Linked DNA regions of Mus musculus: region 2 is linked to region 1. The links are chromatin loops, found by intact Hi-C in ENCODE. Cell type or tissue: left cerebral cortex. All regions are shown on one strand. Each heading gives the region's core, and the rest is flanking DNA. Links, peaks and the distances in the headings are about the cores only.

Region 1 (16,442 bases), core at 4,649-12,648:
TGTTGTATTAATAAAGCATTTGTGCATATGTTCAGATTGTGAATACTTAACCAACCCCTGATTGGTATTTTTTGGTGTTAGGAGACGCCACTGTTCTCCTTTGGAAGTAGACCCCTCAATGTGTCCCTTTTTGTGGCTGTTAGCTAGTGACAGTTATTAGATCTCTTATTTAAGGAGTCACTCCCAGCTCATTTAGTATTTGTTAGGCATTCTTTTTTTGTTTTTTTTTGTTTTTGTTTTTGTTTTTTTTTTTTTGAGATAGGGTTTCTCTGTATAGCCCTGGCTGTCCTGGAACTCACTTTGTAGATCAGGCTGGCCTTGAACTCAAATCCACCTGCCTGTGCCTCCCAAGTGCTAGGATTAAAGGCATGTGCCACCACTGCCCGGCCTTGTTAGGCATTCACCAGATTGGTTTAGTTCTAATGACTTTAGTATTCAGTAACGAGAATTTGAAAGGCTCTGAGTCTTTGAGAACTGTCTCCTCAGGATCTCTTCGATGATCACTGCAGATAATTTACTTACAGTAGGGTTCGTTCCCCAACTATAGAAGTTGGTTATGTATCCAATAGTGCACATAAGTATTTGATAAGCATTAGTGTTATTGACATCTGAGCCTATATTCTTGGACATTATGGGACTGGGATCTTTGTTTTCAAGTGAACTATGTTTTGCAACTGTCACAGCATGCTGGTCTCTGAAGTGTGACAAGTTTTGTAAACGATGTGGGGCTTCAGTCCTGAGGCGGGAGGGGCCTAGCATCTTAATTTACCTCTCGAGGATGTGGTATAGGACACGTGTGGGAATGGAGAATGATCAGGAGCTCCGAGCTTCAGGGCTGGAAGAGTGAAGTCCTCTGCTGTGCTTTGCATCTGCAGCTGGGAAGACATGGCCCCAGGAAGCCACTTTCCAGCAGGGTGCCTGGAAGGGTTCTCTTTTTTTGGGGGGCATTCTCCCTTAAAAGTGAGTTTTAATTATTGTTCCATGGAGCTCTGGGTGGGTGCAGTCTTGTGTGTAAAGTCTGAAGATTCTCCTTGAGAGGGGTGAGCTCTAAACTAGAGCCGCATCTGCCTCAGCCCTGCCCTCTGCTTTAACTGGGTTCAAGCTCATTTCTCCTTTCTGTGCTTGCCACGTTCACTGAGTCTGGGTAAAGCCGTGAGCTCTTAACCGAGCCTCAGTGTGAATTTTGTGCTGTCCTAATTGTAGTCCACTTCTGAGCTCAGCCCCACTCAGCTCTCTGGAGTCTGCTTGGGATGGAGGTGGATTCATTGCCAAATCTAACACGAGTGGCTTTCAGGTCCTGCTGAGCACGCTTGTTCTCTAGCCCGGGGGGGGGGGGGGGGGGTCCTTCCTGTCCATCTTCCCAGCAGCGTTCCATTCTTCTGAACTCCTCCCAGAACGAGCCATTAAGCTCTGCTTACAGTAGCCAGAGCTTCCTCGGCCTGCATCTCCAAACTCTTCTAACTCCCTTACATTGACCTGTTCCCCAACATCTGCAAGACCACATTGTCAGGTTAATTGCGGCAGTGACTCCATGTCTTGGTCCCACTTTTTAGTAGAGAGTCCATCATGTCAGGAGGGCATGGTGGCTGGAGTATCTCTGACCATGGCATCAGGTTATATCTCTCCACAAGGAAGCAGGGAAAAGGGGGCCTGGTGCTTAGCTTGCTTGCTTTTTTATCTTTTCTTAGTCAATCCAGGACCCCAGCCAATGGGATGGAGCCATCTACATTCCAGAGTTGGGTCTCTCTAAATTAATCCTCTCTTGAAAACCCCCTCAGTTACTCTCAGGTGATCCTTGCTAGCATTTGTTAACCTGATCAAGTTGACAATTAAAACTACCCACCACAAGGGGCCATCTGGAATCTACCCTTCCAGGCACAACCTTGAGATCCTTTCAATACTCTGAGCACCTCAGAGAACCAGGGTAGATGAAGGTCTCCCACCACATCAGGATCTTAAGTCTCCAAGGCTTGGGCTGCGGTAGCAGGTGTCCCATGTTGATGAATGTCCGGACTTGGAGGCAGGTAGCAGTCTTCAAGTTGAGGTAAATCTCCACTTGCTAGTGATCCTGTGTCTTTAGTACTGTGATGATGGGGTGGGAAAAGATACCACACTCTCATTTCTAGGATGTGCCCCAGCAGCCTTCTCTCCTGCCATGCTTTGCTTGGCCAGTGGTGGCAGAGTGGGCCTACGGGTTCTGTACCTTAGGCTGTGTGCAGCTGGGGCAAGATGACTTTCCAGTCTTCGTTCACAGCTTCATATGACTGCAGGAAGGCAGCCGTGGACTTGGCTTTTTCCTGCACTCATCCCAGAAGCTGGCTAACTTCCTCAGACCTCCCTCCTCTCAGGGTGCTTGTTGCTCAGGGCTGGCATCTCAGCCCAAAGCTAACTTAAATCTGTGTGTGTGTGTGTGTGTGTGTGTGTGTGTGTAGATCTGAGGACAACTTTTGGGAGTCTCTGCTACCTGAGATAAAACTTAAATTGTCAAGTTTATCAGCAAGACCCTTTATAACCTGCTGAGCCATCTTGCCAGCCCCAGTGCTGACTTTTGAATAGGCTGCACTCAGTGGCTTTGGAGACCTCAGCTACACGTGATCAAATGACAGGAACAACCAGATGGGGGACCTGTTCCTCCTGTCCAGCTAGAGTCAACTCTTACCAAGGGTCTCATCCTTGTTAGTCTGCAAGTCTCTTAGAGACTGACCTAGATAAACTAACAGCTTGGGGAACTGGATTGCAAGGAAGAAGAGTGCAAAGTGCCCTTTGTCCTATGTACACACGACTTCGAGGACGAATCATACCTTATGAAGAGGCCTCATTGTCCTGTGGGAGGAGCTTGGGATTGATGGTCCACTTCTCAGACCACACAGTGGAACAGGCTACAGGCCCTCCAGTATGCAGAGTGGGAGGGAGGGGGTTTCCATGGTGATGGCAAATCTCATCACTTCCCTCACGGTTGCTGCTGGATGCAGAAGTGGGAGCTGTCTGCCCTCGGCAGGCTGCTCAGAGATCAGGTTGTAGCTGGCTTCTGTACCTCGACCTTTGGGTGGGAATCGTAGTGGGGCTGGAACACTAACCAGAAGTGAATGGCAAGGGCACCTGACTCGGGAAACATCTTCATTTGTCTGGAAAGATTAAATTGAGCACTGTTCTACATTTCCAGGTTGAAAGCTTGGCATGTAGCTACCTGTTCTCAACCTGTGGGTGTCGACCCCTTTGAAGGTCAAACAACCCTTTCACAGGGGTCACATTTCAGATGTCTACAGTACGATTCATAACAGTGGCTAAATTACTGTTATGAAGTAGCAATGAAAATAATTTACGGTTTGGGGTCACCACAACATGAGAACCTGCATTAAAGGGTCACAGCCTTGGGAGGATGAAGAGCCACTGAGCTAGAGCAATACTTACAGCAGCCGTTCCAGCCCCACTTTGTTATTGAGGCAGAAGGAAACGGGTGTCATGCGGGACAGGACAGTTGGATAGAGAAATGACAGTAGAAAGAGCCAGGGAACTGGAAGCCAAGAAAACAGAGATAAGGAGAGATGGTTCTTTAGTTAGGAACAAGTAACTGAGTGGGATGTGGTTCCCAGAACCACACCAGGCAGTTTACAGCTCTTCCGGCCTCTGAGCATCTGCACCATGCGCACAAAACGGCCTCCCCAACTCACATAATTGAAAATAAATCTTAACCAAGCAGACACAAGATCACATAAGGTGGGCATGCAAGCCTGGGGCTGTTGAACTTTGTGGGATGCATCTCCAAAGTTTAACAATGACCCTGATGGATGCTGTGCGCTCTGGCTCTTGTAGAGGAGTCTGCCAGGCTGGGTAGCTGAAACCTTGGAGATCTATTCTCACAGTTCTGGAGGTTAGAGACTTGAGACTCAGATGTGGTTCCTTTCAGGCCTCTTTAATTGACTTGCTGTTAGAGGAACTGTGCCAGAGCAGACCAATGTGTTCATGGGAGGAAGAGAAAAAACGGTACTGCGAAATGACCTGAAGTTTCAAGCCACGTGGAGGGAGTGTGGCTGGTACCCCAGTGAGGGCAAGATGAAGATGAGAAGAGAAGATGAAGAGAAGATGAAGATGAAGAGAGAAGACGGCAGAACATATTTCTCCACTGATGCTCATGGAGATGTGAATTTTGGTAAGTTAAGAGACTGCAGAGTCCAGAGGGCAGTCTGGTAATCTGGGTGTGAGATATGTCCTGTATGAGATGGCTTATCTTAGTCTGCATCCTATTGCTGCCATAAAGACTCTGACCAAAAGCAACCTGGGGAGGACAGAATTTATTTGTAAGTCAGGGCAGGAACTCAAGGGCTGGAACCTGGAGGCAGGAACTGAAGCAGAGGCCATGGAGGAGTGAGTGCTGCTTACGGACTTGCGCAATGCTTCACTTAGCTTGCTTTCTTATATTTTTGGCATTAGCCTAGCTTTTCACAGCTGAGCCATCTCCTCAGCCCTAACCTGTTTTCTTGTACCACTGAGGACCATCTGCCTAGGGGTTGTTCCACCCACAGCCTGTGTGGGCTTTCCCTCATCAACCATTTATGAAGCCAATCTGATGGAGGCATTTTTTCCAATGGAAATTTCCTCTTCCCTGCTGACGGTGGTCTGTGTCAAGTTAACAAAATACTAAGTAGCATGCTGATGTTAATGATGGACACACACACACACACACACACACACACACACACACACACACTGCATATTTTGAGACAGCCGTCTCCCTATGTATCTGGGGCTAGTCTTGAACTCATGATCCTCCTGCCTCAGCATCTAGATTCTAGGATTGCAGGCGTGCATCCCCACACCCAGCTACATATTTTCATCAACATGCAGAGGTGGGTTGCTTCTGATACCAAACTTCTTAGACTCCATGGGATTGTGTGAAGATTTCCCACAAGTTCTCTTCCTAGAAGCAGAATAGCAGCCAACAGGTTATTATTCTTGGTCACAACGAGCAAGAGTTGTTAGGACTAAGCCAGAGGCCATCTTCCTTGCTTGAAGGATTCTCTTCAGGGTCATCTTGCTGGTGGTTGCATGCCTAGCACAGGGGAAGAGATCTGCCCCTGGATGCACAACGTTGCCAGGGAAAGTAGACAAGAAAATGACAGGCACAACGAATTCCCTGGGATACATGACTACTGGGAGAGCAGAGGCCTCTGTCTGTCATCTGTCCTTTAGAGTAGCCATTCCTGATGGTTGTCTAGGGAACCCCAGGGGTACTCAAGACTTTTGTAGGAATTCATGAGATTGAGTCTATTCTGTTGATAGCACCACCCGCTTACCTCTTCTCTCTCTCCTATTCTTCCACAGGAGCCTGGTGGCATTTTCCAGACAGGACTTTAAGTGTGAGGTCACAGCTGACTGAATGCAGAAGCAGCTCCAAGATTCCAGCTGTCATCTATGATCCAGACGTTAACGAGCCATGCAAGCGTGCGAAGCAACGCCAGCCTTCTCACTTGTTTTCCTTCCTTTGAGGGAAAGGTTGTTTTTCATAGAATATTTTGTGTTAACGTTAACAGGCTTATTATAGTCATGTTTAAGTCAACCAGTAAATATTTAAAAGGTTTCCTCAGATTTATTTTTTTATCACTATACATATGGACAGAATCTGTACAAATACAACCATTTGTAGTCTTTAGTAATCTTTTGTAATATTTGTGTCTATGTATGTTCATCGTTGTGCAGATTCATTTGTGTGCACGTAAGTGTGTAAGTGTGTGTGTGTGTGTGTATGTGTCAGAGAAAAATCTCAGACCTTTGGAGCCATGCACTTTTGTTGATTTGATTTTTTTTTTTTGTTTTTTGTTTTTTTGAGATAGGGTTCTCTGTATAGCACTGGCTATCCTGGAACTCAATCTATAAACCAGGCTGACATCAAACTCCCAGATCTGCCTTGCCTCTGCCTCCTGAATGCTGAGATTAAAGGCATGCACCACTACCACTGGGTTGAGACAGGCTATTCCACTAGCATGGACCTAAGCAAGTCACTAGAGTGTCTGACCAACAACACAGTGAGGTTTCTGTCTGCGTCTACAATGCTGGGATGAAAAGAACACACTACCATGCCTGGATTTACAAGTAATTACATGTATCGTGTGTGTGTGTGTGTGTGTGTGTGGGGCATGGGTATGGTGTGATATGTGTACCACTATTTTACTTAAGGAGATCAGAGAACAAACCTGCATGACATTGGCTGTCTCCTTCTACTTCATGGATCCTAAATATCAAACTCAGATCCGGTCTTGGTGATAAGTACCCTTACCCTCTGAGCCATCTTGCCAGCCAGCCCTTCCTTCCCTTCCTCCCTCCCTCCCTCCCTCCCTCCCTCCCTCCCTCCCTCCCTCCCTCCCTCCCTCTTCCTTCCTTCCTTCCTTCCTTCCTTCCTTCCTTCCTTCCTTCCTTCCTTCTTTCCTCTTTCTTTTTTTCTTTCTCTCTCTTTCTTTTTTCTCTTTCTTTTCTCTTTCTTTCTTTCTTTCTTTCTTTCTTTCTTTCTTTCTTTCTTTCTTTCTTTCTTCCTTCCTTCCTTCCTTCCTTCCTTCCTTCCTTTCTTTCTTGTTGTGAGCCTACCTTTTAATGGCTGACCCATCTTTTCAGTCCTTTATTTCCTTTTAAATTGGGATTGAACCCAGGTCATTGTGCTCGCAGGCAAGCACCACACTGACAGAGCCATCCCACAGCCCTTATTGTGGGATTTTAAAGAGTGTAACAGACTCGTGAGATCAACCCATTTGAGAATTGTTAGTTCAGGGTCTATAGACTCCCGGGCTTAAGTGTTTGGGTACAGACTCTGCCATTGTCATCTTAGGCAAGTTACTGGCCGTCTTGAGACCTAATTTCCTTATCTGTAGACTGTTACTTTCCTTATTCAGTCACTGAGACCAGCAAAAGATAGCACTGGACACTGATCATTTTTAAAATGCTAATTATTCTTATCATAAAAAAAGATGGGATGTCTTCTCTGTGGGTAACCATCTGCTAAGTGCTGTAAAGGCTGCACAATGGCGAACGTCACAGCTCCCACTCTAAAAGGGTCCTGTCACCCAGCAGAGTGGAGATGCCCAGGTTGTCAGTCTGTACCTTTCGGTTAGATTCCGAACCTGCCTGGGATTTATGGTCTGATTTCGAATTAGTCACTTTCTTTGGGAAAAGCCAGACTATATGCCTTTATAAAGATCCACTGAAGGGACAACACATTTCCACGTGTCCACTTCAGGCGAACCGTCCATTACATCAGGCGGTTTTCCCTTTCCCTTGAAGACAAGCACCAAGTCCTCTTCTGTTCCGATCTCCAGAACCTGCCTTCTTGTGATAGTGTAATCAGCCACTAGAGGGCGCCCCCTTCATTTCTTGCTCATTTGCTTTTCTTTCTGCAGTCTTAGCTGTGATGTGAGACATGTTTAGCTTGATGGCTGCCTTACATTTTGCTTGAGAAATAGTCTTTTAAAACACGGGTCTCACGTAGCCCAGACCCACCTTAAACGTGTAGCTGAGGCCAGCCTTGAACTCCCAGATCTTGACTTCTGCCAAGTGCTAAGATGACGGGCACATTTTTGTTTTTTGTTTTTTTGCCACACCCAGACTGTCTCTTGTTTTTAAAATTAGCGGTGCTTACAGAAATGCTTTAAATTTGACCTTTTTAAAAAAATATACATTGTTGTTTTGCTTGCATGTTTTGTGTCTGTGTGCGGGTGTTGGATATTTGAGTCACAGAGAGTTTTGAGTTGTCATGTGGGTGCTGGGAATTGAATCCCAGTACTCTGGAAAAGCAGTCAGTGCTCTTAACCACTGAGCCATCTCGACAGCCCCACTGAAATGTCTTTAAATAAACCTGGGGCGGTGGGATGAATGTCGCTGCCGCTGCCCAGCCTTTCCAGAGCATCTGTTTTCTCACCAGATCTGCACCAAGGGCATTTCACGGGCATCTCCTGGAATCGCGGGGCCACAGTGTGTGTAAGGTGGCTGTACTTGTATTCTAACGACTGCAAGCTCAGATTCTAGTTGGTTACGTAATCTCTGCTACATCCGTCTTGACAGGACATTTGATATTGTGAGCCATTCTCCCCAGGGCCATATCCCCGCTGGCTGTAAGAAAAGCCCAGGATAGGTTTTGGGTTTTATTCTACAAGAGTGGTTCCTGGGTTTATCGGACACAATGCTTTCTGTAACAAATATTTTGTGATAAGTAATTTGGCTGGCTGTTTGTTTTGAGCGGAACAGACCGGACCAAACCAATGTGGAATTCAATCACCGAGGCCTTGCAGCCAATTAACTAAGTTGCAACTGAGCTCCGGGCTGACGACTAAGGTGTAGCCAATTATTTTTTATGTCTCACTTTTTTTCTCCTGTAAATGCTATGTGTTCATGCTGTTGGCTGGAGTTCTCAGAATCTGCCCTGGTGTTTGGAGCTGCCCCATGTGAGAATCCTGGGTCTGGAGATAGCTCAGTCAGTAAAGTGAAGACCTGACTTTTGAGCTTCCATTTCACCCAAGCTGGCCATGGTGACATATCCTTGCACACCCACCACTGGGGATGTGGCCAGCTGAAGAAGGATCTATCCTAAAAAATACATGACTTGCTGCCAGTACCAAAGGTCTATAGCATGTGGGCACCAATTCCCAAGTATTCCACCAGAGGGCGGTATACCCTCTTCAACCCCTGCAAATTGCTTGGTTCCTAATCCTTTTCTGTGGGTGACAAGGGGCCTCTGTTAGAGGACTGGAGGTCCCCTGGGTGGTAAGGGGGGTGAAGAGGGAAGTGAAGAGAGGAAGTCACAGAGCATAGAGATGACCCCCAACTTAGTGTGGTAGATTTCTAGTCACATGGTATTCACCATGACTTCAGTTATGTGCTTGACAGTTTTAATTTTGTTACTTGTCACTTGTTTGCAAGGTGATAATGAACTAGCGCATTTACTCTTGTCAAAATAGGGTTTTTTTTTCTATGTTTGATAACCGGTGATGAGTCTTTACTGAATAATTTTTTTTTAATCGACTTAAACTTTTGTTTAACCTGATATTACATGTGTTTAAATGGTAACTTTTAATGTTTAAGTGATGTGTAGGCATAAAACTTGCATCATTGACATAATTAGAGTGTAAGAGAGAGAGAGAAAGACAGAGAGAGAGAGAGAGAGAGAGAGAGAGAGAGAGAGAGAGAAGAAGAAGAAGAAGAAGAAGAAGAAGAAGAAGAAGAAAACAGAAACAGTGTTACTAAATTCTTGCTGACCCTGACCCTGTCTGGTCTCTTTCTCACTAAAGCGTTGTCTAGGGAAAGATTTATCTGCGTAAAGACAAGTTAGTGCAGAGTCTTGACCATCCTTCAAGTAGCCAATAGGATGAGCAGCAATGCAGCATGAATAATTTTCCCACCATGTATATTGACATTCTATAAAGCATCCTTCAACCTTCAAACCATTTCCCTTATCCTGTGCACAAACAGCCAGTCATTGTGGGGGCGGGGTGAGATTAGGGGTGGGGGTGGTCAGTGGCTCCCTGGATGTGGAGTGTAGGTAGGGTCTACTTAAGAGTTGTGTGTTCTGTTCTGTGCATATGCCCTCTCTGAGTCTCTGTATCTCATCCCTCAAAAGAAGATGTTGGAGTAGATCTCATTCTCTCTCTCTCTCTCTCTCTCTCTCTCTCTCTCTCTCTCACACACACACACACACACACACACACACACACACACACGAACGCACGCACGCACTCAGAGAGTTCTGTGATGAGCCATCCTACTCTCACGACTTGTAAGAAAGTGAATGTTAATCTCTGCTTCCCAGGAAGGAGCTTGTAGAGGGGAATCCCCTGAACAAGACCAAGAGGGTTTTTACAGGCTGAGAGCTGTGTCATAAAACCAACGGCTGGGGATCCAGACCTCTGCGCAAGGACTTGGCTCTGGAGCAGGGCAGGGGAGAAAGAGGAGACTGCAGTTGCAGGATCTCTGAGATGGGAAGGGGTTGGAGTTCACCTGCATGTGTGTTTGGGTGTATGCCTGTATGTTCATACTTGTGCTAAGGTCTATATAAGGAGGTCAGAGGACAACTTTGTGGCGTTGGTTTTCGCCTTCTCCTTTTGCAAAGTCCCAGGGATAGAATTCAGGCCATTAGGCTTTGGAGACAAGCGCTTCCCATGCTGAGCCACCTCACTGGCCCCAGCTGAGTGCTATTAAAATGCTCTTTGCTTAGGAGGCGGGAGCAGGTGGACCTCTGTGAGTTTGAGGCCAGACTGGCCTACAGAGTGAGTTCCAGGACAGCCAGTATTACACAAAGAAACCCTGTCTCAAAGAAGAAATCTCTTTGTTATCTACTTGGCTGTAAATTTTAGTGGTTACATTGTTGGTATTTATAGAATATTTCCTTAACTGTCTCAGTGTATCCCTGAATGAAAGTGTATCATTTTATGTGTAGCACAAGAAACTTACAATCTATTTTTATTCTCCCCTCCTGGAGCCATTATGTTATGTTTGTGCTTTTTAATATCTTATAAATATATTTATATATTGTCAATATTCTTTTGTTTAGTGATCTCTCTCTCTGCCTCTCTTTGGTCTCCCCGTTGTGTGTGTATGTATGAGTTTTATGTGTGTATGTGTGTGTTTGTTTGTTTGTTTGTTTTTTTGAGACAGGGTTTCTCTGTATAGCCCTGGCTGTCCTGGAACTCACTCCGTAGACCAGGCTGGCCTCGAAATCAGAAATCCGCTAGCCTCTGCCTCCCAAGTGCTAGCATTAAAGGTGTGTGCCACCACTGCCTGGCTTTTTTTTTTTTTTTTTTTGGTATATGTTTTGTATATGTGTTGTATGTATATATGTGTTTTGTGTGGTGTGTATGGTGTGTGTGTGTGTGTGTGTGTGTGTGTGTGTGTGTGTGCGCGCGCGCAGGATATATGTAGAATTACTATAGGTAAAGTGGCAGGTTTGAGAGGTAAGAATAGATAAAGGCCAGAGGAACTGTTACACTAACAAACATTTCCAGGCAGGCCGTATGCTCTTTTGAAACTTTCTAGAACACATAGCTTTCCAGCAGGCATGGTTTTCTGTCCATGTAATTGATAGACCTATTTGGTTGGCCCTTACAGGAAGGGGTGAGAGCCATTCTTGTTCTTTAGCAGAAAGCCTTGGTTAGACCTTACCCAGAGGTAGATATTACAGGTGTAAATGTTTATCTGTCACTGACCTCCCAGACAGTCAGAATGTCATTTCCAGGGTCAGAGGTAGGACTTGGAACCCATGCTAATAACCAGTCTTCTAGTTTCAGTTTCTGACTTTAAAGCAGCAGTTCTCAACCTGTGGGTTGTGACCTCTTTGATGGGGCAAATGATCATTTCACAGGGGTCACAAGATCGTGGGAAAGCACAGATATTTACATTGTCACTAATAACAGCGGCAAAATTACAGTTATGATGTAACAACAAAACTAATTTTATGGTTGGGGGGGTCACCACAACATGAGGATTCGTATGAAAAAGTTACGGCATTAGAAAGGTTGGGAACCACTGTTTTAAAACCTGCTGATTATGAGAAACGGGTCCACAGTTCCAAAGACATCCAAGCCCGCTCATTTCCAACTAGCTACATAACAATGTCCATCAAGACCTGAGACCCAAAAATCATTTAGCAGATGAACAACAGAGTTGATCTGGCCAATTCTGGCTAAAATGGAGCATGGAGTGGGGTTTCCTCTCTTGCTAACTTTCAGACCTCAGAAAGTGATCAAGGGAGCCAGAGAACGGAGTTGGGCTGATGCAACACAGCTTGGAGATAAAATTAGGAGAAGAGGTAAACACAGAGGACCAAAGATGAATAGAATTACTTCTCAGACTGTAATAGGCATGATCCATTTCTACTACAAAACACCCAGAGAGAGATCCCATTCAAAAGCTGTTAGCAAGAAGGCATTGCTGGCATCTGACATGTTTTCAATTTGATTTTGCAAATCATTTAATGCAGACAAGGCAGCAGTGGGATTATGGGGAATATATACACAGTGTTTGACCTTGGTAACAATGGCAACAGCTTCTCCTGAGTGCTGAGGTTATCTGAAGCCATACAGTTTTGTGTTCCTTATGTCAAAGGCACGTGTTAGCCTACTGAATCCTGGTCATCCCTGGTCAAGCAGTTTTGATAAATGTCCCCCAGGCAGACGGTTTTGATTTCAAGGTATTGGTGAGACTCTCAGGACTACTCACTGGCATTCACTTTAAAAACTCATCAAATTACAGTAACCCTGAAGAAGGGGTTTTAAAAAAGAAGCTTTTAATTTATCACAAGCTTTTGTTATTCTTGTCGTTATTCCCCTTTGGGGATCCATATAGAAGTTTAGCTATGAGGCCATATCCAGAACTTAGAAGCTTTGAGTAGTCTATTAGTCTTGCAAAGGCCTCCGGAGACCCTAGGTTATTTTCTAAGTGTTGGGGATTGTAAGGGCCTGGATGGCTTGAATACAATCATCTAAAGAGCTTTATGCTCTAGAGTTAAGATAAATTCTAATTTAATACCTTTAGGGATAATAATTGGATCTTTGGATTCGATCATACCCTCTGTCAGCTATGGAATTTAAAGACTGCATTAGGTGATTTGAGGATCCATTTAAAGAAGGAGGTCAGATATAAGAACTTCATCCATGCATTGTAAGACCATCCCATTATTTAAAGTTAAGTCATTTAGACCTCTAGCTAAAGCTCGTCCAAAAGTGTGGGTGCTGGCTCCGAAACCCAGGGAAGAAAAGTCTAGGCGAGTTGCCTATTCTGATGTTGCACACTGGTCCATCCAAAGGCAAAAATGAATTGAGACCCAGGAAGAAGGCATCTTTAAGATGCAGGACAGTGATCATTGGTCATTAGAAGGAATTGTATACAGAGGCCTGGGCACACAGCTTCACTGCTCCATAGTCTCTGCTAAACTTTTTGGCCAACGCTGGGGTATTAATGGGTGATTTATAGGGAGTTAAAAGCCCATAAGAGAGAGATCACTGATTAGGGGGTGAAGTCCTTCCCCAGGCTTCAGGCTGCAGAACGCATCAGTAACGGTTAGGAAAAGCATGAGAATCCACTATAGCTCTGGTCTGTAATCCTGACCTGTCAGTCGCCATGCTTCGGGGTGAATGAGGAGGCTTGCGAGAACCTAATAATCTCCTCAAGGTTACTTTTAGGGATGTGGGAAAGGTCCCTTATTGACTTTAGTGTTTGCTCTCTTAGTTTTGCCATGTGCTGAGGTGGGTTAGGGTCTCAGTGACTGTGGGCATACTTGGTACACTTGGCAGTATTGAGGGTATTCGCCTCTGTATTGAGTCTCCTCTTCACATGATGTATATCTATTAGAGTCCAAACTAACCAAAGGCCCGTAGCTTTTCTGATCAAGAAGACATGAGCCTCCCAAGCTTTGGGATGCTTTTAATGGAGTCCAGTGGGACATGATGGACAAGGAAGGAGTATGGGGTCAAAATATTAGCTGTCTTCTCAGCCCCTTGGGCATTGGCATACAATGTGTGACTGGCAAAAACTCAGATCTGTTAAACTAGTTTTTGGGTTTTTTTTTTAAAGATTTATTTATTTATTATATGTAAGTACACTGTAGCTGTCTTCAGACACACCAGAAGAGGGTATCAGATCTCGTTATGGATGGTTGTGAGCCACCATGTGGTTGCTGGGATTTGAACTCCGGACCTTTGGAAGAGCAGTCGGGTGCTCTTACCCACTGAGCCATCTCACCAGCCCTAGTTTTTCATCTTAGGCATGGTCTCATCCATTCCGGCTGGTCTCAACTTGCTATGAACTTGAGCGTAACCTTGAGTATTGATTCTGTTGCCTTTACTTTCAAGTCCTGAGATTATAGGGACCACTATATTAGAAGAAGTAGTTTTGAATCACAAACAGTGGCTTAAAATATAGTTGTTGTATAACACTCAGATAAAATTGGACAAAACAGATTTTGTAGATAGGCAGGATTCTATTACGGTGGTTCTCATCCTGTGGGTCATGACTCCCTGGCACACCTCTATTTACAAAAATACATTACCATTCATAGCAGTAGCAAAGTCCCAGTTATGAAGTAGCAGCAGAAATAATTTTATGGTTGGAGGGTCACCACAATATGAGGATCTGTATTAAATGGTCCAAGTATTAGGAAGGTTGGGAGCCACTGCTCTATTGGGAGTGTTTCCTAAGAGGTTAAAAGCCCTAAAAACACAGCAGATAATATAAGCAATTACCTTGATAGAATGTAAAATCCCTTTTCTCTAAGCTGGTGTTTGGTAGCTGTTATAGAGAATAGGCCAACATTTAAGAAAACTTTTTTTTTTTTAGACAGAAAATTGGGTTCCAGTTCTGCATCAGTACATTAAATCCTGATCTTAGGAAATTTTAATAATTTTGGATTATGGTCAATTTAGTCATGGCCATACCATCTCTAAGCTCTAACTTCTTGTGACATACTTTAACCTCCTGGCTTTGTCCTACTTTTTCCCCTATTTCCATTTTGAAACAGTCCTTTCCTTAGTTGTAAAGTAAAACTAGATTTCACCATATAATTCCCCCTTTAGTCAAAAAACATTTTCTTTTTACCAGAAACACATTTCTATGCCTGTAATATACATCTCCTTTTCACACTTGCTGGTTTCTGTTTTACTTTCTTTTACAAAATTCTTCATGTAATTTGAGGTATTTGAGTTTTTCTTATAAAGCCATAAAACCTGCACGCAGGACATTCTTGACCTTTGGGTTTTTTTTTTTCTTTTTCTTTTTGTATCTTATAAAATTCATTTAGCTGGAGGATGGCATTAAAACTTAAATTGGCTATTATAGGTAATTTTACTCTAGCATCTAACTTAAATTGCTTTGTTATATTATTCACATAATCCTGGGTCTTTAGGCCATTTGCCTAGTCATTCAACCCCCCGCCCCCACGCACACACAGACTTTTCCCAGGTCCAGTTCTTTTTTTTTCATTCAAAATTATCTTCATTTTATATGTATAACTGTCTGTAGCTTGATTTTCTTTTTCATATAGTATTTTACTATTGGAGAATTTAATACATGCATACAGTGTATTTTGATATTATTTACCCAACTCCTCCTCCCTTTCCCTTAACTTCTTTTAGATACATCCCCATCCCCTCATTCCTTCTTAACATTGTGCACCCTTTTAAAAAATAAAACAAACAAAGCAAAATAACAATATCAAAAATATTGAGTCCAACTTGTGCTGCCTTTATCTGGTCATCTGTTGGAGCACGATCAATCAACTGGGAGTCATAACCTTGAAGAAAACTGACTCTCCTTCCCCAAGAAGCCCTCAACTTTCAATAGTTCCTCGATTACGGGTTGGGCTCATAAGCCCTCTTGGCTCCATGCCAAGGTATTGACTGGCTTGCTCTTGTGCAGATCTTATGCAGGCAGTTGGTCATTAAGTTCCGGGGTGCAGCTGCCCTGTCATAGCTAGGAGACACTGTTCCACTCCAGCACCAGATTTTGAGAAACAAGACTGTCCAGCCGGTTGGCAGGAGGCAGCGAGGAACGGCAACTTTCTGAAACTGGCTTGACTCAGAAACGGCAGAGGGAGGGAATGCCCTACCGCACGCTCGAGGCTTCCTTGGGAAAAGAGCAGAATCTTCCGGTCTGTTCTCTGCAGTAGTTTTGCTCATCACAGCTCAGGTTCTCTTGGTTATGGTGCTTTGTTCATTCGCTGGCACTTTTACCCCTCCCCCCATCACTGGAGGTGGAAGGGAAGACTTCGTTATGTGCAACTAAGAGTGCGAAAGATAAAAATAGCAGACAGGAGGTGAGTGGGAGAGTTCCGCAGGAAAACAAGGAAGCTAAGGATTCTGCTCCTAGGGACCCACAGAATGCTAGGTGACCTCGGTCAGGCTACATAGCAATTAAAGTATCAGAGCTAACACCAAATGCAAACAGCTTATTATGTCCCAAGGGAGGAGTGATTGTTAGGAACGTGTTGGAGCTGTTGACATAGTTCAAAGAAGTGACAAGTTCTGTGCTATTAAATGCCCCATTTTGTCATGTCTGTATAGTGCCGAATCATACAGATAAAATGTTTGCATAAGGGTTATTGTTTCCTTTTTTTCAAAGATGACAGGTGAAAGGAGTCAGTACACATGACACTGGCCAGGCTGGAAAACAAGAAACCAAATACAAAAGTAAAGTTATCATTTCAAATTAGAACTCAGCTCTGCTTCACTTGCCCAATTTGGACTTCTGCGCAGGCTTGGTGATGGCTAGGGTTTGGGAAAAAGCTTGAGGGATTGTGTGCTAGGGGCAGTCCTTCTCAGGATGCATACTGGAGCTATAGGCACAGGACTCCTGCAGCTTCATGCTGGTACTGAGAAATGCCCACAGAATACCTTGTTTCTGTGAAGTCCTAACAAATCTTTCACCCACTCCCATCCTATCCCTGTTCTCTAGTCAGCCACGTTTTACCCATTTAG
Region 2 (16,442 bases), core at 1-8,000, 990 kb after region 1:
CTATGTAGCTCATCGTTATTCTATATTTTTATAATGTTCTATCCTTCAATGTACTTACAACTTGACATTGGAATTTAGTCTACATTATTTTAAATGGTGCATGTCTTCAAATTAAGCACTATGATATGACTCTATGCTGTATTTCTCCACATCAGCATTATAGATTGTAGACAGTTAATAGCAAATTTCTGTTATGACAATTAATTCTTCTTTCTGTGCTGGAAACTTCACATACTATCATAGACAATATTATTTGTTTGATATAATTCATCAATATTATAGAAGCAGATAGCAAACTATGTAGCAAATAAACCAACTCGTCAGACCAAATACTAAATGAGCATTGAAATTAAGCATCAAAAGACTGATAGAAGAGAGAGACCACTAGGCACCTGATTGGCTGCTGAACAAAGACATGAATGAAAAGATAAGATGTAGGCTAAGCAAATGTCAGAACCTGAGGCAGAGTTAAAGGTTGACACACACTTAAATGTATATAAAGTTACATGAGGTCAGGGCTAGGGTGATATCCTTTGTTGCTCTGTCCATCAGGCCTTACACATATCTTGCTTATAGTAACTGCTAAATAACTATTCCTTGAATGGAATTTTAAGCTCTGCAGCTGGCGATACAAGAAACATCTGTATATTTTTAAAGCATTACTTCTCTCCATTTGCCATTCCATAAAAAGGTAATTTTGTGAATGTGTTTACTAGAACTCTTTCCTGAAAAGTGAAATATTGCTTTAGTTGGTTGGCAAATGTGCCATTTCAAAAATGAAGAATCTGCCTCAAATGAAGAAAAAGCTATTTTGGTCCATAATTCTCAGAGCCAAATTTGAATCGTAAAATGCACTTTTCATCAAAGAATCTTAACAAAAAGATTCCTGCCAATTTAACCAAGACATCTAAAAATATTTCATTCTAGAGCCAAGCTTCCTGCTTAGCGGCATCTGACTGAGATCATGGAGCCCAAAGACTTTCCATTGGGTGATGGTCACTCAAGCGGAGAACCCGCTACAGTGTCACCACCTTCCAAAGACCTCAGAATGACACACTGTTTAGAAATTTTGGACTTCTTTCAGATTTTTATCTATTTCAAAATTTCCCTGAAACTTTTATGTGTTCAACAACTGCTATAACAAGCAACTGTAGCTAGAGATACGTGTAACTTGTAGATGGAAGTCTCTTAATGCTTATTCTGTATCATTCAACCAGGAAGAAATGGAGCCTTAATGAGGTACATGGCTACTAAAAATGAACACAGGACAGCAGGGCTGTATGCTGGGTGTGATGAATGCTTGCCTGTTTTTTACCCCCTCGTTAAGTTAAATGCAACTAATGTCATTTTATTAATCCTGGTAGTTATCTGGGACACTAGAAAAAGAACTATTCCCTCCTTTGACAATTAAGGATATAAAGACCCTTAAACTTTGAATAACCACAGTGTGACCAAGAAATGGAGCTGGCACCGAGCACTCCTGATCCAGCTCTGGGTCTTTCTACAAATATCACCTGTTCTTTTTTTTAAAAATCCCATCAATACACACTTATATTGCTGCAGTTCAAATATGTGACTGGTCTGTGGAATGCCATTCTTGAAAGGCAGATACACAATAATAAAAGTTACAGCTACCAGAGACAATAGGTCACAAGCCATATGAACAAACAAGGGCATTAATCAACCTTGAGATTTCACTTAAATAGTTAAAAAAATCATTCTTTAGATAATAAATATAATCAAAACATCCTAACCCTGGTAGGCCTTTGCACTAGATACAATACAAGCCTCATAGTGAGTTACCAATGGGGGCCTGATTCATCTGTTGCTTCCAAGTGAATAACCATATTTTGAAACAAAATAGTAGTTATATGTGTTACAAAACTGTTTTGGAGGATTCATTTTAGGTCAGTAAGACTGGAAGCCCAAAGTGTGGCTGGACAAATGCACTGGTGTCAGCATTAAGCTAAGAAAGGAGTCTGGCTTGGAATTTTTCACACCTGCTTCAAATCATTAATGCTACACTGTTGTCCCATTTACAAGCTGACATTTATTTTTGCACTTTCGACATCCCATGACTTCTCTGCAACAGTAAATAGCTCAAAGTGATTACACCCTGCCTCAGCTGGATCTATATTTTGACTAGCAGGTCTTGGCATTGTGTCCACCTCTGATCCCACTCCAAAATGGTACATGCAGGGGGAAAAGGTCAGTTGAAGTTTCTGAAGAGAACAAAAGGTTTAACACTCTATGCCATGTAAGGATATAATACCCTCAAGTCATTTCCAACCTATTTTAGTTACCTGGAGTCATTTTGTGAGCATTGCTTTATCTCATAAATATTTTTCTATGAGATACTTTGTGATGTCTTTAAAAAGCAGTTAGTAAAATAAAGCTTTATTGGAAGAAGATGAGCAAAAAATTTAAAATAATAAATGAGATACAAGTCTGACCAAGCATATGTAGAAAATATAAAACCTTAATTGATTTCTATTTAACTTTGACATTAGAAATTCAATTTAGAGCCAAGTACCTGGGATTGTAGAGGTACCCAGGTTAGGACACAACTTCAACATATTCAAGTCATCCAATGTTATCTTTCTTCTGTGTTTGTGTATCATACAATAAAAATATTCCCAGTTATTAGATTATAAACTTTCTGTTATTAAACCACTGCTAAGTTAGTTGATGATCCCCCCAGAGTCTCTGAAAAATGCTCAGAATCTTATGATGCCTTTAGATTGTTATTGCCCAGCATCTGTAACTGATATGCTAGATGCCACTTTGAATTCTGGGAATATGAGAACTTCTGTTAAATTTAGGTGAGAGCCAGGCTAAATCCTAATACTTCAAATTTCTTGAGTTAATTAGTATGCCCTAAATTTTATGTCCCAATGGCTGGCTTAGAAGTGTTTGTATAAAAGCTTACACATTTCATCTCTGTCTTTAATTATTTGTCCAGTCTCAAGACAGGAAGACAGGAGGATGTCATAGAACAATATGAAATGGGCTGTGTGCTATCAGATCTGAAAGGACTGCTGGAATATTAAGGCTCACTTGATCTAGATACACTGCCAAGAAGAAAAGAGGAGAGGAGAGGAGAGAGGGAGGGAAACAGGGAGGAATGGAGGGAGGGAGGGAGGGAAGGAGGGAGAGAAGAAGGGAAGGGAACAGCGAAGGAGGGAGAGGAAAAGAGAGGGAAAGGGAGAGGGAGAGAGAGAATTTACAGGAGAAATGTCCCTGAGTTAACTGGGGGAATCTGGGACACTTGTCCTTGTCATGTTATGTCCACAGTGCTCCAACGTGGGCAGCAGGGGGCGCTCCTGCATGAAGCATACCCCCCCAAAAGTGCTTCCCTGTTGGAGAACACAGGTTCTTCTCACACCCCTCTCTCTCTTCTTATCCTTTGTCCAAAGACTGAGTGTTGCTGACAATAAGTTGTGTGTGCTTGGTACACATAATGATTAGTGTTGCAGGAGCAGTAAGAAAGTACACTTGGTATTAATCTTGCCTTTTTGGATAAAGACTGGCCAGTTTTTTATTTGATTTCAGTGGATTAGCAGAAGGGGTTAAAGGAGATGGAAGGTGGTGGGAGGGGCAGAGATGTCAAATGTCATTAAGTACTAGGAATCAATTTCCTAAAGCAACAAGTGGGCATCAACACCCCAGAACTAATTACTTAGTCACTCTGTGAGAGTTTAGTTTGTATGATAGACTTCCTGGTAGGTTTTTGTTTGGTTGTTTTATTTATTCATTTATTTATTTAGTCACATTTAAATGCTCCTTTTACCATGACTAAGCCCCAAACACAGAACTGTAACTCGACAAACTGAGGCTTTCAGGAAGCTGTGAGAGCCATCACTTCTGCAGGGGGCCTTCCAGCATATTGCTGCCTGTACAAGTGAATGTGTGAGATACTTTACTCACTCTGTATTGGATCCAAATTGGGAAAAGTGCAAAAAACCAGCAGTTGTTTTGTAATTACACATGCCATGAATTCCAGAGCAATATACTATTCTCCTGTCCCCACATTATACACATATTCAAACATACTCCACCCCCCCCAGCAACTGCACAGCCCCCACACAGTCCCCATTATAGAGACGTATCTATGAGCATTAATACTCACCATATTGACCTCAGAAACCATATCAATGCTGGCAATATCAATGTTCATTCCTACGGCCACAGGGGGACCTGCAAACCAAGATGGTCAGCCATGTGACTTCTCAGAACTTAGTCATTCATACGAAGAGTTGTCACTGGGAACTCTAAAGAAACCCCCTCTGTAGAGCTAATCCATATATTCATTACTTTCCCATATCTTTGCAGTATGAATGTGGGGATACTCTTCTAGGAATATGCACACATGTGCTGGTCAGACAATGTTGCCAGCTCTGTCTACACATGTTGATGTCTCAGCATGTGAATTCCTACAACTCACAGAGCCCTAGGGATTCGTGTAGATTGCATTGAAACCCCCTCTTTTTTTCCCCACCCACTTCTGTGTGTAGGTTTTAACTCTTTAATTCCATTAAGAGTCTGAGCAAAATTAAATGGCCACACTAGCATATCTGGGGCTCCAGGGAGAGATGCCCCTTTTTCCTCTGCTATCTTTATTCTCAATTCCCCAGAACCCCTTCTCCCCTATGCCATTCGCATATAGGGCTGGGTGGAATCCCGACATGAGCCACTTTAAACCATGGCCAGAACTCTTCTAAAGTAGATGGGCACAGAGAGTTGAAGCCACCTCTCAGCCAACCGCCTGCACACTGTGTCCTCAAAAATACTCACATTATAAGACATCCCCGGCTGGGCACACTGTTAACTAAACTTAAGAGGTTTGTATCTCAAGAAACCTCAGACTGGGAACAAAGATGTATCACGGTGAAGGAGAACGAGAGCGGTTACAAAGTCTGGTCACACTCTAAGGGGGTCTTCTTGAAAGACCTCTCAAGTGCTGGACAGAAACTGGCTTAAGTTTGGATCTGTTTCTCAGCAAGGTAAAATAGGAAAACATTCTATACATCACATGCGCCCACAACTAAGGAGAGGAAAGAGAGTGCACACAAAGCCCAAAAGACAGCTTGGGCTGGAGCTGGGCTGTTTCTTATTTGCAAGGCAATCCCATTACCTCCAAAATCTGGTCTCAGACGAATGTCATAGCCTTTCAACAGTCTGTCCACCGTCTCTTTAACCAGCGACATATTACTAGGGTCATTGACACTAAAGAAAAAAATGACAATAACCAGGAATGAATAAAGAAGACAGCACGGCATCTTCAACAGCCCTGCTCACAGAGAGGTATGCAGACAGAGCCCTGACAAGTGAGAAAGGAAAGGGACACTTACCTCTGAGCACAGACAGCGGCGATTATTAAGGGAAATGACCAAATCCCAAAGTAGCCCCTTTTCCGGACTCTCCACATCCCTTTAGGTTCTGGTGGGATTGAGGGATTCACTGAAGAGAGGAGATCCAACTTAGTCTGCCCAGTGCAGTAATTCTAATGTGGAGCGCATGCGCACGGCGTACCAAAACATCAAAGGGGCAGCGGCGGCTGCCGGGGACCGAGATTTCCTTGTTTAAAAAAATTAAAGGGGAAAAAGGAAAAGAAGCATATATATGTGTAATATGTACATGTTTGAATAATATTAAACTACTACCCCAGAAATGCATCCAGAGTAAAATCTTCGTTGGTTTTTTTTCTTTCTTTCTTTAAGACAAAAGCAACCAGAGCGTCTGGTAAGTTTCTGTTCTAGGAGGTAGTTGCACCTCACGACGTGGTGGGATTTTAGAGAGAGGGAGAGAGAGAGAGAGAGAGAGAGTGTGTGTGTGTGTCCCCTTAAATATTAAAAAGAAAAATAGGAGTAGGGTGTAGGGAGGAAGATTGGTTCCTGAAACCCTTCTCCTCCCGGTCTAAGCCAGTTGAAAGGGGCAAGGAGTTGAACTTTATTTCCTTAAGAATAGCAATCCCCTGCCTGGGACAAGCGGAGGAGGTGGGGGTGGGGTGGGAGCGCTAGGGGTGGGGAGGGGAGCAGTGGGAACCAGAGTCCGAGGAGGAGAAAAAAAACCAATGGGAGGAGTGCTGAGCAAACGTTGGATTTTGAGCGAGGGGGGGTGGGGGTGGGGAGTGGACTGTGAATATGAAAGAATCGGAATGGCTTTGAGAAGAAAGGGGAAGGATACAGGAATCCAAAGATGCTCGTTTTTCCTGGGAGTCAAGGGGCGAGCTTTTTCTTCACTACTCACGAGTGATTTCTTTCTCTTCCTCCTGCTCCCCCTTTGCCCCCTGTTCCCTGGGAAGAAAACCTCGGGGTCCTGGTTTCTGGCGCTGTGACGCTCCTGACCCGCTAGTCCAGCTATTTATAGCAGGAGGGGGAGGGGGCGAGGGGAGCAGTCAGGCAAAGGCTTCTCTGGGTTTGGGTCTGACTCTGCACTAGGAAATTATAAGTGGTCAGGATGAGGTGTGTGTGTGTGACTGAAGAACAAAAGAAGTGGGGGCGTGAGGGACAGAGGGTGACAGGCGTTCCAGCACAGGTGCGGGGCCAAAAGGCATCCAGTGCGAGGGCGGGTTGCGGGGTGGGATGCGCTCCTCTGGCCCCCCACGCCTCGCGGACGCACGCGCACCGCGCGCGCGCGCGCGCGCACACACACACACACACACACACACACACACACACACACACACACAGACACACACGAGACACGTGCATTCACAGTCCTTGCCACCCACCACTCCTTACCTCACCAGCAGGAGCTCGCCGCCCACTACTGTGGCCCAACGGAGCTGCACCACTGCCGCTCTGCTCTGGACAGTTGAAGCTGCACCTCTGCGTCCAAACCCAGTGGTTCACAGAAGACAGGCACAATGAAGGAACCCCGAGACCGTTTGAGCCACCAAATCACCTATCTACACACCACAATTTTCCCTCATCCCTTTCCTAGCCCAAGGGGACCCAAGGCTGCCCCCTTCCCTCCAGCTCCAGGCTCAACACGGACACCAGATCCAGACTCATTTCATAGGAAAAATCATTTCCTCTGCTTGGGGCTCGCTGGAGGAGGGGAGGAGTTGCGGGGGGGGGGGGGGGAAGAGGATGCCGAGAGCACCGGGACTGGGATGCCCTAGAGTCGTGTTCCTCGTTTTATCCTGAAGACAGGGAGGGAGTACAGCAGGTGCATCAACTACCCTGGCACTCTTTGATGAAGAGGTAGAAAGGCAGAACTCAACACTGGGTCCTGGACCCCAGTATCCAACCTAAATCTACTACTGAGCCTTGTCATTTACCGAGAGTCCCTACCATGTGCAGAAAGCCGCGCTTAAAGCAATATTAGCTCAAAGTTGACTCCTTAGTGACCCCATTTTACGGGTTTAGAAACTAGCACATCGATCGGAGGAACATGTCCAAGGTCATTTCTGTGGAGAAGGGTGGAAAGTGAGTTGTGCTTATAAAGCAGTGTTTCTAACCCTTAGACTAGACTACCTCAACTCTTAAAGTTCAGAACCTCACACTCTGCTAGCTCTCTGCTGCCACGCGGGGGACCTCCAAGCGCCCACTGCGCCTGTGGGATGGGAAAGCTCACAGATTACAACAGACTGGTGGTCCAGCAGGTCTCTCTGGTGAGAGCAGAGACCAGATCCCCAGGGATCGCAGCTAGCTTGGTGCTACAAGATTCCAACTGAAGGCTTTTTAGTCTCCACTGTGACCACGTTCAGCTTCCCCTTTTGACCCACATAGTACAAGACACCCCTACCCCCACTTCCATCCCCTTGCGCGCATCTCAGGAAATTAAGAGTTATTATTCTGGGGCAGTTTAGAGAGGTGACTCCAAGGGAACTGTGGAGAAGGGATGGTTGCCAGCAGGAATCTGATAGTTTCCCTAGGGCAGAAGACAAACCAAAGGGAAATAATCTGGGGAAGTTTCTAGGTTAAAGACAGGTAAAACATAGCACCATAAACACAGAGCAGATGCATCACTGCAGGACTATCTGCAAGGCTGGAGGCTTACATGAGAATGCGCGCGCACACACACGCACACAAACACACACACACACGCACACGCACACACACACACACGCACACGCGCACACACACACACACACACACACACACACACACACACACACACTCACGCACGCGCACGCACGCACACGCGCACACACGCACACACACGCACACACTGGTGTGGGGCAGAGGCACCTTTTGCTGACTTCCTTTTCTTTGCTCTTACAGTAATAGTAACATTCAAGACCAATGTAATGAAAAGAGAAAAATATGTTTCAATAACCAAAAGATTCCCAAAGTAGTTAGCCAATAATTTGATCAAGTCTTAGAAAATTCCTTTATCTCCAAAAAAACATCTCCAAATACAGACTTCTTTCTATTAATTAATCCTCTTATCCATCCATCACGTTCAGGAAGGTTTTCTAGTTTGGGCTGAAAGTATGAAATTCAGGAAACAAAATAAATCACAAAATTCTCTCACATCCATCCAAAATAATAATAGTAATGCATTAAATGATTAAATAAGTGCATATTGAAAATCTATTAAGAATGGGTCTTCTCAGACACCTAGAAATAGCTGCAAGACACTGATGCTTCTAAACTGTGGTCTCCTTTATTTATCTAAGTCTAGATAAATGTTAATACCGTTTTCTCCATTGGGTTAATGCTGAATGATGTAATCACTTGAGTAGCATTTGTCATGTGATTAGCACATATTAGCAGTCTTTAATGAATGGATACAAAAGCAAACAATGTGGAGTGGCAGTCATCTTTAAAGACTGGAAGAACACAGATCGGATGCAATTATTATAAATTTGCCTGAGGAGAATAAAAGAGCAGCCATTTGGAGAAAATCAAAAGAGCCTTTTGAAGGATGAGAAAACAGAATGTCAGAAGAGGGAAGGAGACCATTTGCCTCTATGTGGTAGCTCCCGGGGACATCTCTTATCCTTGACTCCAGGGACTAATATTAAAAATACACTTATTCTAGTTATAAGACGTAAGATGGGCATGCCTAAAATAGATCGTACTCCTGAGACTCTCGGGAAGATCTGCTGGTATAGCTACTTAAGAAAATACAAAACTGGAAAAGGAAAAAAAAAATCTCCTTAATCTGAAGTTATATGGACCCATGGAGAGCTTGGTTTTATAGTCATCTCTGAGTCTCTAGTATGTAGATGTGAAGTAGCAACAACCATCCACTGTCTATCACTCTTCTCTTTGTGTACTATTTATTCATCATTATGGATAAATGTTATTTGATCAGCAATGACCACAATCATCTGAAGACAGATATGCCCCTCACCCTCTTGGAATGTATATTCTAATATGGCAAATGATGATCATAGAAATAATTGCAAGCTGAACACATGAAAATGAAATGGTCTCTAATGTTTAATGCTTACTCACTCTGAGGCTGTAGGTAAAACTTGTAACTGAAGAAACGATTCACATCATGAAATTTGAAAGGTAAGCTATCCTTGGGCTGGAACTAAACAAAAACTGCCTTTCCTGTTGGTTAATTCCAACAGTACATAGAGGTGTCATACAGGCAGCCATGAACCGTAGGAGCTCCAATGCCAACTAATCAGGCAAGAGGAGCTAGCTTGTACAATAGCTGCACAACTGTTATGGACTGACCAAAAACCCTGAGAGCATATTTGAGGCCCACTCTACAGGAGAGGACACATGCATGACTGCTACTTTCAACTTGTTTAAAAACCATTCATGGGGTATAATAGACCTCGAGGGACCTCATCACTGCAGTTTGCCTACATGATATGGCAGTGTAGATGATTATGTTCAGATACATATAGACAAATGTATCTCTCTCACCCTAATAGGCAGAAGCTTCTCTTTGCAGTGAATAACAGTGAACTTGAAGACTCACGGCTGCTCAAGCATGCTCCACTATGTTCATAGCAGCCTTATTTATAATAGCCAGAAGCTCGAAAGAACCCAGATGTCCCTCAACAGAAGAATGGATACAGAAAATGTGGTACATTTACACAATGGAGTACTACTCAGCTATTAATAACAACGGATTTATGAAATTCTCGGGCAAATGGATGTATCTGGAGGATATCATCCTTAGTGAGGTAACCCAATCACAAAAGAAGTCATTAGATATGCACTCACTGATATGTGGATATTAGCCCAGAAACATAGAACACCCAAGATACAATTTACAAAACACAAGAAAATCAAGAAGAGGGAAGACCAATGGGGGGATATTCCATTCCTCCTTAGAATAGGGAACAAAATACCCATGAAAGGAGTTACAGAGACAAAGTTTGGAACTAAGATGAAAGGATAGACTATCCAGAGACTACCCCACCTGGAGATCCATCCCATAATCAGCCACCAAACCCAGACACTATTGCATATGCCAGAAAGATTTTGCTGAAGGGACCCTGTTAAAGCTGTCTCATATGAGGCTATGCCAGTGCCTGGCAAATACAGAAGTGGATGCTCACAATCATCTATAAGATGGAACAAGGGGCCCCCAATGCAGAAGCTAAAGAAAGCACCCAAGGAGCTGAAGGGGTCTGCAACCCTATAGGTGGAACAACAATATGAACTAACCGGTATCCCCAGAGCTCGTGTCTCTAGCTGCATATGTAGCAGAAGATGGCCTAGTCGGCCATCACTGGAAAGAGAGGCCCATTGGACTTGCAAACTTTATATGCCCCAGTACAGGGGAATGCCAGGGCCAAGAAGCAGGAATGGGTGGGTAGGGGAGTGGGGGGAGAGTATGGGGGACTTTTGGGATAGCATTTGAAATGTATATAAAGAAAATATCTAATAAAAAAAAAGATTGTTAGACTAAATGATGCTTGAGTGCTCAGCTCTTAACAGGACACTTTTAATACTACAGGAAGAGGCAATTAAGGCAATGCATGATCCAGAAGATAGGAAGAGAGCAAAATGCTATCTTTAGGCCAGGACACAGCCATTGCAATCATAAGCTCACAGAAACCTCAGCTGCACTGAGTTGGAGCAAGACTGGACATGTCAGTGGGTGATTCTGAATCTAGTCAGGCCTTATGAGACATGGTCCTACTCTGCTGAACTACTGACAATGGATGGATTATTGAGCAGGGAAAGTTAGCTCCCTCAGAGTGTACCAAAGAGTGAGTTTAATAAACTCCAGTGAGTAACAATGAACCTGCAACCACAGCGGTGATCCTGGTTAAAACTCAGTGGGTCGCAAAACAAAACAGTAAGGCATGAGGCATGAACAGGACCTGTAACAGGGAGCAGTATGCTAGAAGAGGAGGAGACATAAGAAAGGGATGGAGGTAGAGGGAATGATGTTCTACATAGAAATGAAACAGGGAAAGAGCAAATGTAAGTAACACTAAGAAAGATAGTCTATCCTGATGCAGAGTTGAAGAAAGAATAGCAGAACTAGAGGGTGAGAACAGGAGTGGCCACTGAAGACACAACGGAAATATGGCTCTGTTTGGAAGCAGAAGTGTGGCTGATGGATCTTAACCACACTGGAGAATGACAGGTGTGGCTGAAAGGGATCTGTCAGAATTGAGGGGCGAACGCAGATGAGAGATGATGTTGCTCTGAGTTAAGACAGAGATGATAGAAACAAACATGTCACTCTCATCCTAAAGACAAACTGCCAAACCTTTCTGACAGGTGTGATCTGGAGAATGGGGGATGGAAGGATTTGGCGGTGATTCCTATATGTCTGGTCTGACCTACAGGGTGGTAGGGATAGTCAAGTAATGCTGGTCATGATATATTCAGTTTGGTCATGTTTCAGTACATCTTACAAGCAGAGGTTCCATGTGTATTTGGCTCTCTGCACTCTAATGCTTAGAAATGGGTGTTCAGAGCTAGGCTGGGGCCAGAGCATTACCCACTTCTTGGCACCATATACTTTCCCGTCTTTCTTTTTTTTTTATTTTTGTATAATTGCTATGCAGTTATAGTCATATTTTATCTATTTTACTTTTATATTTATGAATCAAAGCAAGACATTGTAAAATGTAGGTTTTTTTCTTTGATTTGTTGGTGCTCTCTTCTAGAACCAACTAGTATTCCTCCAAGGCTGAAGACGATGTGATTGCAAAAGGTCATTGGAGCTTGAGCCTAGTCCAGGAAGAATGACCAGAGCAGAAAACCGGGATGTTCTAGAAGTTACTCTTTATGGCCTGATACTGGGTAATCATCCTGATGACTTGGGAAGAAAGTTTCATGACAGTGATTGCTTGTTTTGCTAAGCCATTGAAACATTTGAATTTATAATCATGCTTGTAGAATGAATAATGGCTCTCAGTTTTGAATACTGATCCATATTTCAAAATAATGTCCAGAAAATTAACAATATTGAAAAGCAGAAACAGTTCCCAATAACATGTAGAAATAAAGTGTAGTGTGTGATATGTACACACACACACACACACACACACACACACACACACACACACACATACAGATATTATGTTAGTTTCAGGGCATTCCACAGCACAAACTTGGACCTCTTAATAAAGTGTTATCAGGTATATGGCTGCCTGGACAACTATGACATTAAAATAGGAACCAACTAAAACACACACACGCAAACATACACACCTAACAAAAAGCTCTTTTCCAGTCTGGAAAAATGACACTGTAAAATTATGAAGACCTGAGTTCAAATTCCCAAAGCCCATGGAGAGCTGGGTGCAGTCGTGTGTATTTGAAATCCTGATGCTTCTCTGGGGAAATCTGAGGTGGAAATAGAAGAAGCCGATGGACTAGATTGCCTGGCATACACAGCAGCAAAAGAACAAAGGGTGTGTCTCAAGTGGGTGAAAGGTCAGTACCAGACCTCTGCCTGTCCTCTCACTTCTACGTGTGTGCCCTGGAATAGGTACATGTCTTCATTAAATAAAATATAATGATGGGTTTACTCATGAACACATGTACATAAACACACTATATTCACACACTGGAAAATCATTCCATGTATCCTACATATAAATGAATTTGTATTTTGTTTGCCAATAGGTCTGACTAAATGAGTTCATGAAGTATGGTTCAAAACTATATTAGTTAAACAATACCTCTGGTTTGTTTTTCTGGCTAACCTTACCTTTCTGAGACCTAAATAGAAAATTCTCTGGAAATAGCATGAAGTATGAATTAAGCTTACGAATTAATAAGAAGTTATTTATTCTAAAGAAAAATATGTGAATTCCATGCTCACTCTGTCCTGAATATCCTTCAACATTGAACTTTGGTTTGGGTAAACTATATGGACACAGTAAACTATAAATCACTTTAAAGTGTTTAACTAAGAAGATATTCACCAAAATAATACAATAACTCATTGTGTCAAAAATTATTCCAAATGCTTTATGTAGGGGAATCTAGTCACTGCCAACAACATGCCCATATGATGTAACTTCTTTCTCAGACTAGAAGAAAAGGACATGTCAGTGTATTTTTTCTCCAATAACTAGTTAATTTATTCACTTTACAGCAGGAACACAACCCCCTCCCTCCTCTCCTCCCAGTCCCACCCTTCCACCCCCTCAGAGGGCGAGCTTAGTCGTGATGTCAGTATCATTATGGTTACAGTTTGTGAAAAAATATTCAAGGGCTAAGGCCCTTCCTGAAAAAGAAAACTCCTGTCTTCTCAAGCTCTCAACTCTTCTCATCGACTAAGTTAATATAACTGAAATAAAATCTCAACTCCAACAGAGGGCCTATGCATTTTACAAATCAAATGACCAGTAGGCACTCTTGAGGCCTGAGTTATGAGACATATTTTCAAGTAGGACACCTTTAAGCACCACCTCAGATTAATCGATCTTCAAGAATACAGAAAGCAAAGTGCACCTCAAAGTAGGAAATGAAATTAGCAGCGATGCTTCAAATGGAGGCAAATTGTTCAATGAGGAAATTACCTAGAGTCTGACACCACAGGGATGCTAATTACATTCACATAAGTCTCCGCAGTAATAAAACACTACATCCCACAAGCTAGAGATGGATGGAACAGGAAGGAAGTGTTCTCTTTTTCTCCACTGTTTCTCCAAACCTGACTGGGGAGAATAGAGAAGTATAAGTCCCTTATTACTGTGCATATGCAAACTGACAGACATGGCACCGTGACAGAATCATGGAGTAACTTTTTACATTCTCTCTTACATCTCTAGCCAAGGAGAGATGTCTAAAAACAGATGATCTGATCTGATCTGCTTAAGTTGAATTTCTCTGGAACATTGGTCACACTTTCTTGTGGCAGTTCTAGTGTTCTCTCCTTTTTTTCAGGATGTTTATCTACCTGGCTATGAATGCTAATGACTCTAAAGTTTTTAAATTTTTTGAAAGCCTACCAAATGTCAGAATTCTGGAAAATGTGTATATATTTCAAAAGTTAAAGCTGAAATCAGACTGCCAGAACTAAGATTGGAAGTGCATATTTATATTCAAGCAATTAGGAGAAAAGTTGTATCTGAAAAATAAAAACAAAACAAAACAAATTCAGATAAAGCTAACCAAATTAAAATAAAAAGAAATCCCTGAAGCTTCGCATGATGGTGCACAGCTGTAATCTTAACATGTGCGAGGCAGAGACATGATCTCTATGAATTGTCTATGTAACATGTTTCAATCTATACAGGACTATATGCTGAAAAACTGTCTCAAAACAATCCATATGGTGCTAAAATTAGTGACTAGCTAAATGCTTATAATATCTAATACTATGCCTTCGATTGTCCAGTTCTAGTTAATATAGAAAAATATATCTAATATACTTTATAGTATATGTGAAGAAACCCACAAATATAGAACTTAAAGGATTTATACTTGGAGATGTGTTGGAATACAGCTTAGTAGTAATGTGCTTATTAAACAGAACACAAGACTATTGGTTTGAAGTCCAGCATTGGAAAATCAAAAGTCCCAGGATTTCTATTTTCAGAGAGACTGCATCTGTTCCCCCCTTTGTATGTTTACAGCCAAGTATGTTCATGACTCAAGTGCTTTATCAGTGTAACTCTTTTGTTAAACATATTGTGCTTCTCTCCTCATTTTGTTCGTCACCAAGACCAGTGAACCGTTCTACCTTATATCAGGTGTTCACAACAGTTTTCACTGCTAGGTAAACTAGAAATGATTCTCCACTAATGCATTACAAGTTCTTGCTTATTGTCTTGCTTTCTCTAGGACGACCACCAACAATTCATTACTTGCTAAGCTTTCCCAAACACATGTCGGGGGTCACTCAGTGCTGTTGTTTTTTGCAAGTGATAAAAACAAAAATCCAAATATCTAAGGTAAGACAATATTACTATTAAATGCTATTTAAAACTTTAAGATATACTCCGTACCTTGATTTTTTTTTTAATTTTTCAATTCCTCTTTGTGAAAGTTGGCTCTATTTGTAGCTAGGGTCTCTTCTACCAATGAACATCAGCTGTTCAAAGTCAACAGAGCTGAAAAGATTAACAGGTTTTCTATTCCCAAAGTTGAGATACTATATAGGGGTGTATGTGCATGGGTGTACGAAGTGTACACATGTATAAGAGCAGAGTGCCTGTGGAGGCTGAAAGTAGACCTTGTTATTTTCTCCACCTACTTTCCATCCTATAACTATAAAATTTTCATCACAATTGTTACGTGTTTGAGACAGGCCATTTTTCTTAACTTAGTGATTAGCATTTCAACTGCAGTGGCTGTTTGGTGAGCATTCAGGTTTTTAAACACTTTGCTCTCTCAGGTCATGGTGTTATAGAAATGGAACACCAAGTCTGGTTGTTAAATGGGTGATTGAAATCCAAACTCAGGTCATTAGGTTTGGCAGTATTCACTTTACCTACTGAACCATCATCACAGATAGAAAATAAAAATTCAAATGTATAAATTCTATAAAAATATTTTTGTTGTATAACCACTTATATGAAACACACCACATATAACTATGGACTTTTCTTTAACAATAAAATTATTCCTTCATGGCAGACATGATGGCCCATGCCTTTAATCCATCATTTGGAAGAAAGAGGCAGGCAGATCTCTGTGAGATTGAAGTCACCCTGGCCTATATGGTAAGTCTCAAGACAATCAAAGGTATACATAAGATACTATCTTAAAATAAAAAAAAACCAACCAAATAATACTTCATGTATATTATTTGCAATCGGGATAAGGTCACTGACGATGCTAATGATCCTTTCCTGACATGATTTTTTCTACTAGATCTATATTACATTTAATTCTTTCTCAACAGTGTGAGGTGGGTTTTAGCAATGCCTCTAATTCACAATACTGGGCAGGTGTTGCAGTTCTGTGATTACACAAAACCTTATAGCCAAAAGCAATGGCAACAGTTGAAGGGTACAGGAGTGATTTCTTTCTTTAACTGGAAGATCAGGAATAAGTTGTGTCCTTCCCTGCTATCTTCCATTTGTTTAAGCAGGATCATAG

The links. Hi-C counts contacts between places; a loop is a spot of excess contacts. Peaks named below come from ENCODE experiments on the same cell type or tissue, not always from the same donor. Only the 100,000 strongest peaks of a DNase experiment are listed, where the experiment ranks them.
Region 2: a loop joins it to region 1, with 3 times the contacts of the local background. A loop is called at or near these places in 2 of 42 quality-filtered maps.

The regions. Positions count from the first base shown.
Region 1 is chr11:43,403,856-43,420,297 of GRCm38, reverse strand. It overlaps Pttg1 (pituitary tumor-transforming gene 1), which reads left to right. Exons shown (of 6, transcript NM_001131054.2): 6 at 1-54. It also overlaps Gm5782. Among named protein-coding and RNA genes, the nearest start is that of Pttg1, 14 kb to the left of the region's middle. In left cerebral cortex, for the core only: CTCF peaks have their summits at 7,335 (motif pointing right) and 8,627 (motif pointing right); DNase peaks (open chromatin) are centred at 7,083, 7,343 and 8,642.
Region 2 is chr11:42,410,336-42,426,777 of GRCm38, reverse strand. It overlaps Gabrb2 (gamma-aminobutyric acid (GABA) A receptor, subunit beta 2), which reads right to left and starts at 6,004. Exons shown (of 9, transcript NM_001362647.2): 1 at 5,352-6,004; 2 at 5,135-5,226; 3 at 4,130-4,197. The coding sequence starts at 5,428. It overlaps Gm34591 (a long non-coding RNA gene), which reads left to right and starts at 5,563. Exons shown (of 3, transcript XR_388590.4): 1 at 5,563-5,742; 2 at 12,050-12,185; 3 at 15,183-15,279. In left cerebral cortex, for the core only: a CTCF peak has its summit at 3,313 (motif pointing right); DNase peaks (open chromatin) are centred at 5,490, 6,343, 6,781, 7,432 and 4 more places; H3K4me3 peaks cover 5,612 bases; H3K27ac peaks cover 3,346 bases.